2 separate regions of the Homo sapiens genome follow, and region 1 is linked to region 2. Evidence: chromatin loops called from intact Hi-C (ENCODE). Cell type or tissue: gastrocnemius medialis. All regions are shown on one strand. Links, peaks and the distances in the headings refer to the core of each region. The heading gives the core; the rest is flanking DNA.

Region 1 (8,331 bases), core at 309-8,308, 50 kb before region 2:
GGGACTACAGGTGCACACCACCATGCCCAGCTAATTTTTGTATTGATTTTTTAGAGATGGGGTTTCGCCGTGTTGCCCAGGCTGATCTCAAACTCCTGGGCTCCAGCAACCCTCCCACTTCAGCTTCCCAAAGCGCTGGGATTACAGGCCTGAGCTACTGCAGCTGGCCTCTAACAAACATTAAACTTTATGTGGTATCGCCCCATATCTACCCCTTGGTCTATCCCTCATATAGCAGTTTTTTAAATTACTTGCACAATCTGTATGCAATTGGTATTATTTAGAGAATATGACATATTAGAGGACCTAATAGGTTAGTATTAAGCTTCCAATATGAAATACATCAAAGCGTACTTGATTTTCAACTTTAAGTTGAAACCGTGATGAAAACAGTATTGACATATTTAGGAAAATTTAAGACTCAACATATAAAGTTGATGTATTCGATGAACTAGAATTATTTTAAAATAAGAAAGATTTTCTTATTATAACAATTATTTAACATAGTTTAAATGTCTAAAGCATATCAAATGTAATAGCGCAGCTTAAAATGTAAAAGGATATGTAAATAACTTGTTTGTGTCAACAAAAATTAATCAGAGACCTCTACGAAAGTAGACTAACTTACTAGATTTATAAATAGAATAAAAAACTATATGAAATAGCATTGACCTTAATAACTTAACAAAAAGCTAGGTTTTTGGCTTTTGAAAGTCAAATGAAATATTACACACACACACACACACACACACACGCACACACACACATAAATCCAACCAAATAGCCAATGCAGAAAAGCTACCATCACAGACACCAAAAAACTCACAATGACAAGTGAACTATGATCACAGCCCTAGGACTGAACCAGAGAGGCCAGGGAGGGAGAGAAGTGTTTGTAGGGTCCAGGGAAGATAGTCTGAAAAGAAAAGAAACGCAATAATCACAACTATCAAATGCCTATTGTGTGCCAGGAGGTGGATGAATCACTCCACATTCATTGCCCTCTGAAGCCTCACAACTAAGCCTGCAAAGCGGGTATTTTCAACCCCATCTTACGATGCCTGCAGAGAGGCTAGGTGGCTCCCGTGACAAGAATAGTGTTTCTAAAACTGAACTCCTTGCCTTCCCCTGTCCCCAGACTTTATTGTATAGAATATCTTTAACATTTAATGGGATAATATTTAAATGACTTTAGAGAGCTAAAGAATTCCAACTAAATCATGAAATAAAGCCACAATTCAGCCTGGGCAATATGGTGAAACCCTGTCTCTACAAAAAATACCAGATGTGGTGGTGTGCACCTGTAGTCCCAGCTACTCAGGAGGCTGAGGTGGGAGGATCACTTGAGCCTGGAAGGTGGAGGCTGTGGTGGGCCATGATCGCGTCACTGCACTCCACCCTGGGGAACAGAGACAGACTCTATCTCAAAAAAAAAAAAAGCCACAACTTGGGAGTGGCGGAGAGTGGGGGTGTTTTGCAGGTTCAAATTAGGGCACAGAATTAGGTAGAAAGGACCAGGCACGGTGGCCCATGCCTGTAATCCCAGCACTTTGGGAGGCCAAGGCGGGTGGATCACCTGAGGTCAGGAGTTCGAGACCAGCCTGGACAACATGGTGAAACCCCGTCTCTACTAAAGATATAAAAATTAGACGGGCGTGGTGGCACGCACCTGTAGTCCCAGGTACTTGGGAGGCTGAGGCAGGAGAATTGCTTGAACCCGGGAGGCAGAGGTTGCAGTGAGCCAAGATCATGCCATTGCACTCCAGCCTAGGTGACAGAGCGAGACTCTGCCTCACAAAAAAAAAAAAAAAAAAAAAAAAAAAAAAAAAAAAAAGAATTAGGTAGTAAAATATTGAGAATCCAAAGGGCAAGGCCTCTCCCTGTATCCTTCTCAGGGAGGGGCATTTTTAAGTCTCCTCAAGGGTCCAAGCCAGAAGCCTGCGATCTTGTTGTCCTTGGCTCTACCCTCTCACAGCCTCCAGCACCAGCCAGGTCCTACCGTTTTGCTCCTCGGTAAACCTATGAGTCCACCCTCCCTCTTCTTCCACCCCTGGGCGCTCTCTTCCTATCCGGCCTGAGTTGCTGCCACGGTTCCTGCCTGTTGTCCCTGCCTTCTGCCTCCAGCATGGCCCCAGTCTCCGATCTCCATAACTAACTCATGTGTTGACAAGTTCACTCCTCTCCAATCTGCCAGGACAAATCTGTCAACACATAAGTTAGTTATGTCCCTCTCCTACTTCAATATACAAAGTCCTAAGTCCTTCACCGGGCACAGGAGGCCTTCACCACCTACCTCTCCCGAGGCCTCTACCTCCACCTGTGTCCTCCTCAGGCCCTACCTCACCTGCCCAGCAGCACTCAAGGTGGCCCCAGAGCCCCGTGAGCTCTTTGACCCTAGGTGTGTTTCTCCCTTTTGCTCTCTCTCTTACTATGGCCATCTCCTTCTCACCCTGCAGGGCTAGGCTTGAGCAGCCTTCCTGGTCCCCTGTCTGCATCAGTTTCCCCATCCTCCATGACCCTGGGCATCTGACACTTCCCTCCCAGCAACGATCACACTGTCCCTATGCCTCACAAGATCACAAGACTCTGAGCTCCCTGGAGGCAGTATCCACGTGCTATCCCCTGTTTATTCCCAGTGCCTGGTGCAAAAACCTAACCCATCGTATATGCTTCATTACTGTTTGTGGCCTGACCATCGGAATGAAAGAAACCAAGGTGTGGCCGTAGATATCTGTCTGATCCCCAAACACCTGTTCCTCCGCTTTGTGCAGCCTCTTGCATTGCACTTTGAAGGAAAGTGAGCAGATGTTGGACAAACAGGAGGTCCTCAGGGAGAAGAGCAAGAGTCCAACGAGAAAGTATGGTGCAGAAGGATTCTGGAAAGAACACATGTGGAGAGAAGTCTGAAGCATGGATTTGTTTGTTCATCCAAAAAACCTTTCCTGGGAAGCCATGGGGACTTGCGGACCAGTTACTGTGGTAGACCCTGGGGATAGGGCAGGAGTGCCTGCATAGACCATGCTGACCGTGTACCAGGTTTTCTCCTAAGAAACTGATGTCTGATGACTAAATCCTCACAACGTCACATGTAGCAAATATGATCCCTGTGGCATGAATGAGGAAGCAGAGGCCCAAGAAGATGAGGTAACTTGCACCAGGTTCACAGCCGGGAAGAGCAGAGTCTGGATATGAATACACAGACTGTTCCTCTGAGCATGCCACAGAGCTGTGGAAAATCCCAAGGATAAGGGACGTTTCGTTTCCCCTTTTGGGGGCTTATTAACATTCTTACTATTTGGAATGGAAATAGGGCTGCCTGACCCTAGACCCTGTGCTATGCCACTCCCTCGAGGCACACAAGTCCCCTGTCACCAGTGGATCTACATTCTGATGAGAGGGCTAGATAACAAATAAGCAACAGTGAGAATTTCAGGGAGGGGCAGGTGCCATAAAGGAGTCGAAGTGGGGGGTGGTGGGTGGTGGGTCGGGGGGATGTGGCAACCATAGAGGGCACTCTCTGGATTAGGTGACCCTGGAAGATCTCTCTTTGAAGGAGATATTTGGACTGAACCCTGGATGGTGAGAAGGAGCCAGCCACAGGGGAGCTGGGACAGGTGCTCCAGGCACGGGGAACAGCAAGCACAAATGCCAGGATCAATCCTGGAAGACTGACTTCTCTTAGGATTTTGCATGTCAGCCTAGTAGTGGAAGAAATTCCATGGCCGCCACAAGGGTTGCTGCTTTGCGGGACCTTCCTTAGCTTCCCCGGGGAGAGGCGCTGGAGAAGCCTCTTTGTGTGGCCCCTGGAGCCAGCAGGCCACTGGGGTGTCCCGAAGGAGGGTGGTTTGGACCCTGGATGCCTCCTCACTGAGCTGAGCAAACTCACGTTTTGCTTGAAGCTGTGGTTCTCGGAGCATTCGGAGTCATCCTGCCAAATATCCGTGGCGTTCTCTATCGTCTGCCAAGTCCCCTGAGCCAAGCAGTGTCTGTAGGCCCTTCCTGAGCTCTCTGAAAGTAAACAAAGCTCTGGAGGAAAGGTCAGAACACACAGCCCGTTCCCCTGAGCATGCCACAGAGCTGTGGAAAATCCCAGGGAGAAGGGATTTTCATTTCCCCTTTTGGGGGCTCATTAACATCCTCACTGTTTATTTGGGATGGAAAGGAAAACATGGAAGCTTCTCAATTTTGTAACACACCATGGTCTGCTAATGTCTGCTGTGTTTACCCAAAGTCTCTGGAGTTAGAACAGCCTCTGGTGACTCAGTGATGTTATAAGCCCTCCAAGGTTCAGCCCAGCTGGGAGATGCCAATCTGGGCTCCTGATGCTTGCTAGGTGGGGCATCTCTTCCTGAGGCTCATGCCATGCAGAAGAGAAAGTGGTGGGCACGTGGCTGACAGACTGGGGCTGAAGCCGGATGCGCCATCCATGCATGAGTGTGTCCTGGGCCTAGCTCTCCTAACCTCTAAGCCTTCCTCTGTTTTCATCAGGAACTGGGGATAATAATTGGTACCAACTCTCCATGATTTGGGAAAGGATTAAATGAAAGTGTATGTGAAAATGATGAGAAAAATCCCTCTGCGCATACAGACTGCCATTGTGACTCAGTCACATCTATCCCAGGAGACTCTCCCAGAAGGTCCTCCACCTGGAGGATTAGAGGCTGAGCTTGCAAACGAGAAGTCGAAATCTGTTGGTCCTTCCTAGTCCTGGCCCTGCATATCATGGGCCAACAGTAACTATATGCTGAATTCAATGAATGGACAACCAAAGGGTATAGCCCCCTACTCCCCTGACAGCTTTGCTAGGTAGGGTGTCTAATTGACATCTCAAACAACACACTCCAAACCACACCCTTTTTCTTCTTTTCAAAATCTGCTCCACCCACCTATTTTACCACCTCAGTGGATGGCAAACCCGTCCTTCCAATCCCCCGGCCCTAAACTTCAGAGTCACCCTCCCCTTCTGTCTCTCATAGCCTTCCTCAGGTCCTCTAGCTAATCTGTCATCCCTGCCTTCATCTGTACCCAGAATCTGACTGCCACTTTCACCTCCTGCTTCCATCCTGTGGAACCATCACCTCCCACCGGGAGATGGGACTCCTCTGACAGTCCTGCCCCTCACATCTGTGGGCAACCCAGCAGTCAGAGCAAGCTGAATAAAATATCAGCCACACAGGCCAGGCGTGGTGGCTCACGCCTGTAACCCCAGCACTTTGGGAGGTCGAGGTGGGTGGATCACCTGAGGTCAGGAGTTCGAGACCAGCCTGGCCAACATGGTGAAACCCTGTCTCTACTAAAAATACAAAAAAAAAAAAAAAATTAGCTAGGCATGGTAGCGAGCTCCTGTAGTCCCAGCTACTAGGGAGGCTGAGGCAGGAGAATTGCTTGAACCTGGGAGGCAGAGGTTGCAGTGAGCTGAGATCACGCCATTGCATTCTAGCCTGGGTGACAGAGGGAGACTCTGTCTCAAAAAAAAAAAAAAAATTAGCCACACCATGTCATGCTTCTCTCCAAATCTTCCAAGGGCTTTCTGAGAAAAAGTCTTCTGGCCTTTCACGAAGCCCCCTAAGATCTGGCCCGTAACTCTCTGTTGTAACCTGTTGCTTCTCTCCCCTCTTCACCACAGCCACATCTGCCTACTTCTCTTCATGGAACAGGCCAGGCATGGTCCCCGCATAGAGCGCCATTGACCTGCTGTCTCCTTCCCTCCTGAACACCCTCCCTCTAAAACCTTTACCTTTTCTACATCTTCACCAAAATGTCACCTTGCCATCGAAGACTTCCTTAACTACCCAGTTTACAGGTGCAACACATCACCCCACTCCAACCATCCCATCCCTTCCCTTCCCCATCTTGTTTAACATAGATCACATTCAAACATAGTCTGCACTTATTTATGATGCTTATTGATAATTGTCTGTCTCTCCTGCAAGAATGTAAGCCCCACGAGGAGAGAGATCTTACTCGGTTTTTGTCACTAATATATCCCAAGCACTTAAAAATAATGCATGGCATACAACAGGTGCTTCATAAATATTAGTTGAATGAGTGAATGGTAAGAATGTCACTTGACACTTGCATTGTCTGTACTAGCCATAATGCTTTGTGCTGGGAATGCAAAGATACAAATAGGGCTCAGCTCTGGCTGGGGGAGTGCAAAGAAAAATCGCCGTAAACGATTATAAATGCTAAGACAGAAGACTGCACAGGTATAGAAGAGGCCTCAGAGGCCGGGTGCGGTGGCTCACGCCTGTAATCCCAGCATTTTGGGAGGCCAAGGCGGGAGGTTCACGAGGTCAGAAGTTCGAGACCAGCCTGGCCAACATAGTGAAACCCTGTCTCTATTAAAAATACACAAATTAGCTTGGTATGGTGATGTGTGCCTGTAATCCCAGCTACTTGGGAGGCTGAGGCAGGAGAATTGTTTGAGCCCAGGAGGCAGAGGTTGCAGTGAGCCAAGATCGGCACACTCCAGCCTGGGCAACAGAGCAAGACTCTGTCTCCAAAAAAAAAAAAAAAGAGGCTTCAGAAAGGCAGAGGGGAGAGGTCTGTAGTTGAGGGGAGAGGTCTGAGAAATCTTCTAGAAGGAGGAAAGGATTGAGCTGAGAATTACAAGGGGCTTTATAGGCAGAGGAGCATGGCCAGAGCCTGTGAGGAGGCCTCCTGGGCAGGTGTGCGAGCCAAGGTACTGAGTGGCAAGAGCTGGACCAGGTGCAGAGCCTGGGAGTTGCTCATTGGGCTGGAGTGCAGGGAACCCTGAACGTGGGGGAGAGTGCTAACGAGGTCAGCAGGGCCAGGCAGCAGGAGGTCTTGCATGCCATTTGTAGGAGTCGTGATGCTGGGGAGACAGAATGTGAATGATATTTTAGAAAGCTTTTCCAAAGGTGCCTGGAGGGGGCCAGATCTGAGGCAGGGACTGGAGAGGAGGCCATGGAGAAGCAGCAGAGGGTGCTGGTGAGCCCACAGCAGTGAGGGATGGAGGGGAGGAGGAGATGGAAGACCTGGCTACCCACTGGTTGAGATGTGGGCTTGGGTGGGGCCAGGTGGACCCTGAGACCATTCCTTAGATGGGGAAGAGAGGCGGAGAAGGAGGAGGAGGAGAAGGAAGAGGAGTTTGTTTTCCTCTCCTCCATTTTCTACTCCTCCCTGTCCCTCAGTTTCTACTCCAATTGATGACAAGTCTTGAGCATTCTGCCTCCAACACTTTAATCTTTCTCCTTCTCTCTGCCCTCTTGCCCTTGCCAGAATCCAGACCCTTAGCATGCTGTTTTCTGGGACACTGCAGTAGTTTCCCCACTCTCCTCCTTGGTTCCTCCATTCCTGTGTCCAATAGCTGCATGCTCTCAATGTCATTCTCCCAGACTACAACTTGTGCTCCATTTTTATGCCTTAACACCTTCTGGGACTCCACATAATCTTCCTCTACAGAAGAAAGCTTGAAACCCTAGTGACTAACACCCAGCTTCCTTCGTCATCAGCCCCCAGCCTCAGTCGTCAGTTACAGCTTCTGTTTGCCATCAGGCGCTCAGTGGTGCAATGTGGGCTCACTGCAGGCTCCGCCTCCCGGGTTCACGCCATTCTCCTGCCTCAGCCTCCGGAGTAGCTGGGACTACAGGCGCCAGGCGCTCCCTCTTCTGATATTACCAAGCTCCTTCCTCTCTCCCATCTCACAGGGACTCTCCTCCACTCTGTGCATTTGCACATGTTCTCCTCTGCGCCCTTCCACGGTCTCCACATTCTCTTCACTGCAGGGATCCATTTGGATTCTAAAGATTTAATGCACAGAATGGCGGGTGGAAGAGTAACTTCCCACCTCTTGCAAATCACACTCCCTTCACATTCCAGAAGCCCAAAACCTATTTTTTTTTTAAAGAGGCTTTAATTTAACTTCTTTGTAAATGTGGCTTTTTGAACACTTCATTTTCTCTTACAGTGGAATGGATCTGTGTTTTTAGCTCTTGGAAAGGGACAGGTAGACAGTGAGCAGAGAGGGACAGGTAGACAGTGAGCAGAGAAGTAGGGATCGGCTCCACATGCTACTGAGAAGTCCAGGTGTTTGGGGCCTCTAGACTTGAAGGAATCCAAGGGGCTCCTCCCTGGATTCAGCTTCAGCTCCCGCGGACCAAGCGGCAGCTGTGCGACGCACCCTGTGAGTGCCTTCTCATTGACTCCTCGGAGTGACCTTCAGAATTAGCAACTCTCCTTCCCTTCATAGATGAGGAAGTGGAAGCTCAGGGGGCTGTGGGAATTTGCCCAAAGTCTCCAAAGTGTAAAACAGAGGGACTGGGTCTGACCTCGGGGCTCCTGACTCCACACCCAGTGCTCTTTTCC
Region 2 (8,331 bases), core at 162-8,161:
CTCTATTCCAGGAAGTAGCCACCATCCAGGAATTGTGTGCACCATTCCTTTGCATAGTTGTACATATTTGTTAAATGTAGATGTAGCCATAAACTACATACGAAGTTGTCTTGTATGATTTCAATTTGAATCACGTGGACGGCATCGTCTTATACCGGGATTGTCTCTTCAAAGGAGGTAAGACCGTCTTTTCCATTTTTGTAATTGTAGTAAAATACACAAAACATAAAATTTACCACCTTAATCATTTTTGTGTAACTATCACCATCATCCATCCACAAAACTTCTCATCTTGCAAAACTGAAACTCCATACGAACTTCACATCCTTCCTTCCTTCAGCACCTGGCACCCACCATTCTACTTTCTGTCTCTATGGTTGTGACTACTCTGGGTACCTCGCAGAAGTAGAATCATAGAGTGCTTGTCTTTTTGTGGCTGGCTTATTTCACTCAGCATAATGTCCTCAAGGTTCATCCATGCTGTAGTGTGTGTGTCAGAATCTCCTTCTTTTTAAGGCTAAATAATATCTCAGACACATCAGACACATATTTTTTTTTGAGACGGATTCTTGCTCTGTCACCCAGGCTGGAGAGCAGTGGCGCGATCTCAGCTCACTGCAACCTCCACCTCCCGGGTTCAAATGATTCTCCTGCCTCAGCCCCCCGAGTAGCTGGAACTGCAGGCGCGTGCCACCACATCTGGCTAATTTTTTGTATTTTTAGTAGAGACGGGGTTTCACCATTTTAGCCAGGATGGTCTCGATCTCCTGACCTCGTGATCTGCCCACCTCAGCCTCCCAAAGTGCCAGGATTACAAGCGTGAGCCACTGCTCCTGGCCCTCAGACATGTTTTTAAGAAGTCAGGCTAGTCCAACAACCCACCATCTCATGTCATCCTCACTTCCTCCTCTACAAGCCCCCTGCCACCTATACACAAACACCCTCAAAGATGGAGAGCGCCCACTCTTCCAAAAGGAGGTAAGGAGTAGAAGCAGCTTCATGCAGCAAAGCAAGTGCTGGTCCTGATGGAAAGAAGACACCGCTAACAGGACCTGCATTTCACCTGGGGAACATGCAGGGTGGAGACAAGGGATGATACTGACCCAACGATTTACTGTTTATAAAAGCATGTGTAGGGTCGGGCACGGTGGCTCATATCTGTCTGTAATCTGAGTGCTTTAAGAGGCTGAGGTAGGAGGATCCCTTGAGCCCAGGAGCTCCAGACCAGCCTGGGCAACAATGCAAAACATTGTATCTACAAAAAATAAAAATAAAAACACCAGGGGCCAGGCGCTGTGGCTTATACCTCTAATCCCAGCACTTTGGGAGGCCGAGGCAAATGGATCATTTGAGGTCAGGAGTTCAAGACCAGCCTGCCCAACGTGGTAAAACTCCATGTCTACTAAAAAATAAAAAATAATAAAAAATAAAAAACACAAAGGTTAGCCAGTCATGGTGGCGCGTGTGTGCAATCCCAGCTACTCAGGAGGCTGAGGCAGGAGAATCACTTGAACCTGGGAGGAGGAGGTTGCAGTGAGCCAAGATCGTGCCATTGCACCCCAGCCTGGGCCACAGAGTGAGATGCCATCTCATAAAATAAAATAAAATCAGCAGCCAGGTGTGGTGGTATCCCTGTAGTCTCAGCTACTCTGGAGGCTGAGGTGGGAGGATCGCTTAAGTCCATGAAGTCGAGGCTGCAGTGAGCTATGATTGTACCACTGCACTCTAGCCTAGGCACAGAGTGAGACCCTGTCTCTGAAAGAAGAAAAACCATGTGCACACATTACCTTGTTTAGTCCTTGCATCCTTTACCTACGAGTTCCAGGAATATTACTGCACCTCGAAGGCCCCCAGGGGATGGTACAGTGATGTCATTTTTCTATATTCCGTGAGAGTAGCCTCCAAAACTCTTGACCAATCCTTCCCCAAACCTGTCCAGTGTCCTCAGGAGTGGAGCTTGACTTTCAATAAGGAAAGGCAATGAGGAGAACCAACACAGACTAGGAATAAAAGGGCCAGGAAGAAAGGAGAAACAGAAGCTATCAGCCCCAGCAATGGGCCAGGCCTACGCAAGGTGATGTACACATCACCTGTTACATTCTAATTCTACACAGTGGTGTGAGGAGTGTAATAATATGAGTGTTCCCACTTCCATTCAATGGCCATCAGATTCAGAAGGTTTAGGTGCATGCCTGAGGCCACACACAAGTCAGAAGCAGCACTGAGATTCAGAATCAGGGCCATCCAACTCCAGACTTTCAAAGCATAAAGTCTAGGGAATTTGGGTGGGTCATAAAGTCTAGGGAGTTTGAGTGGGTCAGGAACCACCTTTCAGGGTTGGCTCATGACACAGCCACATTTGTCAGAGTGGGAGAACAAATCTTTCCCCCCTCTCCTCCCTAGGTGAAGCTGTCACAGGGCAGGGGCCTGGGGCATTTTATGGGGAGAAGGAAAGCTGGAAGGAGTCCATTGAGGGTGGATTTTTCTCTGATGCAGAGATGAGCAGGTGCCGAGCCTTCAAGATCTGCAATTTGAAGCTAGGAGTGGTTCTGCTTGGGACCAAGGAGATTGAAGAGGCCCCAGAGGAGAAGATGGGCTGGGACTAACTCTGATCTAGAGCTCAGCTTTCACATCCCAGGGTTTCCAGGATGGCCTCCAACTCCAAATATGCATTCATCCTGGTCAGTCTTAGCTCTCAATTCTTGAATTAGAAAATACTGTAATTTGGCCGGGCACAGTGGTTCACACCTGTAATCCCAGCACTTTGGGAGACCGAGGTGGGTGGATCATGACGTCAAGAGTTCAAGACCAGCCTGGCCAAGATGGTGAAACCCCCGTCTCTACTAAAAATACAAAAATTAGCCGGGCGTGGTGGGGGGAGCCTGTAATCCCAGCTACTCGGGAGGCTGAGGCAAGAGAATCGTTTGAACCCAGGAGGCGGAGGTTGCAGTGAGCCGAGATCGCACCACTGCACTCTAGCCTGGGCAATGAGAGTGAAACTCCATCTCAAAAAAAAAAAAAAAAAAGAAAAGAAAAGTAAAAAGAAAGAGAGAAAGGAAGGGAAGGAAGAAAGCAAAGAAAGGAAAGAAAAGAAGAAAGAAAATACCATAATTTCAGAGTTAGGCAAAACTTCAGGATTCTTTCCTACATAGAATAGTAAAGCAGACAGGTGTTTGGAGAAAGAATCTCTTTGTGGACGACAAAGTATGTTTTGGTTGGAATATTCCTTATCTGCCCTGTGGCAATTAAATTGAAAAAAAAGAAAAATCTGAAGCCCCATGCCCCTGAGTAGATCTGAGTTTTCATTAGTTCAACTAAAGCTCCCAGGGAACTTTGTCCAAATTCAAACATAATTCCATGACAAAGAACCCACCATCCTGTCCTGCCTCTTCTCCATCATCAGGGACATGAGGCAAAATCGAAGTTGTCTAGTGTTATTCAACCAAGTTCTGAGGAACTTGTAGGCTAAAAACTTGGAGCATCTTTTAGGCTTGTCGAGACCATCATCCAAATAGCCAGGTAGGCAGATGCTTTCAAAGCATCAAGTCCCGGGGGTTTGGATGAGTCAGGAACCATCTTGCAGGGTTGGCTCATGACAGAGCCACTGACAGTAAGTCTGAGGGAGAGCAGAAACCACACAATAGTCTTCACACAGAGGTGCCCGTCAATGTCACCAATGACTCCACATCACTAAAGCTGACAGGCACTTCTCAGACCCTACGTTACTTGACCAATCAGCAGCATTGAACACAGATAATAATTTATTTAAAAAAAACTTGGCCAGGCACGGTGGCTCATGCCTATAATTCCAGCACTTTGGGAGGCCGAGGTGGCCGGATCACAAGGTCAGGAGATTGAGACCATCCTGGCCAATATGGTGAAACCTCGTCTCTACTAAAATACAAAAATTAGCCGGGCGTGGTGGTGGGGGCTTGTAGTCCCAGGTACTCGGCGCGGCTGAGGCAGGGGAATTGCTTGAACCCAGGAGGTGGAGGTTGCGGTGAGCCGAGATCGTGCCACTGCACCTCAGCCTAGTGACAGAGCAAGACTGTCTCAAAAAAAAAAAAAAAAAGAAAAACTTTACACAAGAGGTTGTTTGAGCAAAGAAAATACACATACAGGTAAAACTGTATATACGCTTTTAAAAGTTAGGAAGTAGCTACCCTCAGGGCTGGAGAGAGACATGATGAGGCATGTTGGCAATGTTCTGTTTCTTGATCTGCATGCTGGTCACGTGAATATATTCAGTCTATGAAGATTCATCAAGCTCTACATTTACGTGTGTGTTTCTAATATGTACATTAAGTGTCAATAAAATTCTGGGACTTTTTTAATCTTCCTGGTTATTTCTAATTTCCAAGAAAGAAATACAGTCTTCTTTACCCCCCCCACATACGCACACACACACACACACACACGTGCACACACACAGGTGCGCACACACACACGCACGCACACACGCACACACACATGCACACACACACATGCGCGCACACACACACATGCACACACACTGCTCTTAGTCCTACTCCTGATTGGCTCAATGCTGTTTACCGCACAAATTAGGACCTGATTGTGATTGGCCTTCTGGTTTGGGATGGCTCCAGTACTTGAACTGGGTTTCTGTCTCTCCAGTTCTAATCCTACTGAGTTTCCTTATGTAATGAAAATATTTCACATTTGGGATAAATTCTTAGTATCCTCAACCGCTAAAGATAACAGTAGTTACCTTCCTACGGCCCGGGATCTATGCTAGGCCCACACTGTGCAGTATGGTTTGTCCTCCCATTGGTCCTGCCCATTTTACAGACAGGGAAGCTAAGGCTCAGAGAGGTGAGAAACACTCTCAAGAGTGTGCTCTTTCTGATATTTCCTGTCACACCTCCCAGTGGCTCTTTCTGCAAAAGGCTTCATTCTGTTTAGCAGTTTTCTATGCTTTTCATCTCCAATTAGAAAGCAAAGGCCAGATGGTCTTCTGCCACATGCATCCAAACTACCTGGAAGCTACCTGATTACGAGGGTTACCGGAAGTGAGGGCAAGGATGTTTGTGCTGAAAATCCCAGGTTTGGATCCCTCGTGCTCAGTCCCAAACTGCAGAGGAAACCTCTAATACTCAGGCAAGCCAGGAGAGCTTTGGCAAGAGCCCTGAAATCAGACCCGGCCAGCATGTGTTCCTGAATATCAGAATAGACACTATATTTACCCTGACAGCCTTTTAGTGCAACTGAAAGCTATAAATAACCATTAGGGCCCAAGCAAGTGGCCTTAACACATGGATTTTCTTCCAAAAATGCAGACCCATTTTAATTAAGTTTGTAATTAACCACTGGGGAGGGCAGGCCCCCTGGATTCGGTCTGCTTTCGGAGACACTGTGAGTAACTTCCTATTTGTTGAACATTTGGGGATTAGCACGCCCACTGGGTGTTCAGCTTGGAGGCTTGCACAGAGCTGAGCTCCCTGCAGCCTTGGGCCTCCCCCTGCCCTGGGAGTCCTGATCAGCGTCTCTTTGCAAAGCCAATCCCCTTTTACTCCGTTGTCCCCCAGAACAAGATGGGAGTCATGGCCATGCTGATGCTCCCCCTGCTGCTGCTGGGAATCAGCGGCCTCCTCTTCATTTACCAAGAGGTGTCCAGGCTGTGGTCAAAGTCAGCTGTGCAGAACAAAGTGGTGGTGATCACCGATGCCATCTCAGGACTGGGCAAGGGTAAGCTGGCTTTGCTCCCACCTGTGCCCATTTCTGCCCCCAGGGACTGGCAGGATGGCAGGGTGGCAGGGCGGCAGGGCGCTGTGTGGGCAAACCTGCTCGGTGGGAGGGGATCGATCCTGTGTTCTCTCCCAGCTTCTATCATTAACCAGCAAGTTTCCCATCTTTTGGAGGCTGCAGATTCCTGATAAATGAGGGTGGTGGAATATCTAGGGTTGCAAACTCACAGCCTAAGGGCTAAAACTGGTCTGCAGATGTGATTTGTTTTGGCTTCATGGGGTTTCCAGAAATTTTGAAAATTCAAAGCCTTTAGCTGGGGCAATGTACTGGTTGTGAGCCCAGACTCAGGAGCTGGGTTCAGTTCCTGGCTCCAGCAATGACTAGCTGGTTACTTCACTTCTCTGCCTTAAACTTCTCATCTGTAAGGCGAGGATAACAGCAGTCTCTACCTCATGCTGCCATTGTGAGGAATAAACGAGTTCATAGATGGATAGCACTTAGAACAGTACCTGGAGCTACAGTGGATATCACTCAAGGGTTAGTAATGATGATCATGAACACATATAGGCAAAACATGCCCACGCTAGTGGGCCACACACCCCACCCATCCCTATTGCATCACACTTGGCCTGATTCTTTCAATCATTACACTTTCTGGCATTGAAGGCATTTGCATTTGCAACTCCTGAATTATATCACCTCAGAGAGGCCCTTCTGCTGGTGACATCTATGACATGAGGGGCCGTAATTGTCCTTAAGTTTGCAAGATTCTGACTCTATCCTTCCAGACAATGGTAGTACAACTTTATATGTTACATAGTTAGTGCAACTTTTGCTGTTGTTTTTATTATTTTTAATAGAGCATAGATCCCACACAGCCAAACATTCATTAGTAACTCAGTAAGTGTCCACTGAGTCCACTATGTCCTGAGCATTGCCCCGAGAGTCCCTCTGGGGGGCTGGGCACTTACTCTCATAGTGCTGCCATCGTGAGAACGTTTGTAACCTCCCTGAGAATTTTCTCAGAGCCTGCTGCTTAGCCTCTTCGGCATCCCAATGGGAGCCAATCTGCACGCTTTGAGGATGGCTTAGTTTTCAGTGGGTGATCGACCCAGGTGCATCTTGTTAAGATAAAAAACAAAGCATAAGGCAGATAGACTAGGCTCTCTAAGTGGCCCCTAGATGAGTCTCACACACAATTCCCAGAGAGGATATCCTGTATCAAAAGGGAGCGAGGTACACAAACTCAAACTCCTTCTTCAAGGGCAAGCCAGGGCACACACATCTGTCAATCAGACCAGACAAAAGACAACAGGGAGTGTGCCGCCCTGGAGAGCTGGAAAAGAGATGCCCACCTAAAGCTATTCAGAACAGAAGGCTTTGCGAAAAATTTGCTCTCCAAATAGCGCACCTTTGTCTGGCATTGCACCAGGCTGCTAACATGCGATCCCTGATACGGCCTCTACCCTGGAGCCTGTCCTGACACCTTAATTGCTCCTTCCTCTTGAATGGTCCTTGTGGACCAGCTTCTTAACTGGCCCCTTGTAAGTGCACACCACATTAGTGTATTTCTCATGCTGTATCTGTGTGTTTCTCAGTGGGTCCACTAGATACAGGCTTCCTGGTGCTGGAGCCTGTGTTTTGTTCACCCAGGCAGCCTCAGCACCTAGCTCAATGCTTGGTTGACATCCTCAGAAAATGTGTATTTAATGAATAACCTCTAAAAGTGACATGTGATCAGGGAAGGCCCTCATTTGGATAAGTGTGTTCTTGCAAATTTGTTTTATTGCTTTCCAGCTTGATTCCAACATGGTTGGAGAATACGCTCTGTATGATTTCGATTCTTTTAAATGTGCTGAGGTTTGTCTTATGACCTATCTCGATATGGGTTCTGCGAGTGCTTGACAAGAATGTACGTTCTGCCGTTGTCCTACAAATGTGGATTCGATCCTGTTTGTTGGGGAGGTTGCTCAGTTCTTCCGTAGCCTTGCTAGTTTTGTGTCTTATTAGGTAGAAATACAGTTTTACTGATCGTTGAGAGATGTGTGTTTGTTTTAATCATCTCATTCATTTTTAAAACACCTCATTCAGTTGTAGTCACACGTGATCAAATCAGGCACCCAGGAAATACATCTCATGAGGGAAACAGCCTTTGCAGGACCTCATGGCCTAGCTTGTCGTGTCTACTGTCACTGTTCTTTTTTTACTATATCTCATTGACCCACCCTGGAAAGAAATGCAAAGAAGAAAAAAATAAAGTCCCGGTACTTAGCAGTAACTTGAGATGCTGGATGTGTGTGACCTTAAATAAATGCCTAGCTCTCCACGCTGCTGACGGCAGTGATTCCAGGCTCCCATTGCTGCATGTCTTAAGTCCAGGGCACTGAGTGGATGATGCAGGCTGTGCACAGCCGCTGCACACCCTGGTGCCACGGAACCTGCACGAACCCCATGGGTGCCATCGGGAGCAGCAGGGATTGCCACACCAAGTTGTTTACTAGGGAAATCAAACAGACAGACAAAGACTGGGGCATCTAGCCCTCGCTCTAAACCTCCTGGATTTGGCCAAGCGGGGAATCCTGTCACCTTGTACCCACTGTGTCTGCAGCAAGAGTGACAATCAAG

The links. A loop is a pair of places that touch in the nucleus more often than their neighbours do. Peaks named below come from ENCODE experiments on the same cell type or tissue, not always from the same donor. Only the 100,000 strongest peaks of a DNase experiment are listed, where the experiment ranks them.
Region 1: it touches region 2 in a loop (11-fold over the local background); 4 of 110 quality-filtered maps call a loop at or near these places.

The regions. Positions count from the first base shown.
Region 1 is chr17:9,838,172-9,846,502 of GRCh38, reverse strand. It overlaps GLP2R (glucagon like peptide 2 receptor), which reads right to left. Exons shown (of 13, transcript NM_004246.3): 4 at 3,887-4,008. Among named protein-coding and RNA genes, the nearest start is that of GLP2R, 16 kb to the right of the region's middle. In gastrocnemius medialis, for the core only: no CTCF peak of the experiment used is centred there; DNase peaks (open chromatin) are centred at 3,952 and 4,321; H3K4me3 peaks cover 502 bases; H3K27ac peaks cover 3,555 bases.
Region 2 is chr17:9,788,506-9,796,836 of GRCh38, reverse strand. DHRS7C (dehydrogenase/reductase 7C) reads left to right here and starts at 5,245. Exons shown (of 6, transcript NM_001105571.3): 1 at 5,245-5,706. The coding sequence starts at 5,553. In gastrocnemius medialis, for the core only: no CTCF peak of the experiment used is centred there; DNase peaks (open chromatin) are centred at 5,136 and 8,113; H3K4me3 peaks cover 1,538 bases; H3K27ac peaks cover 3,548 bases.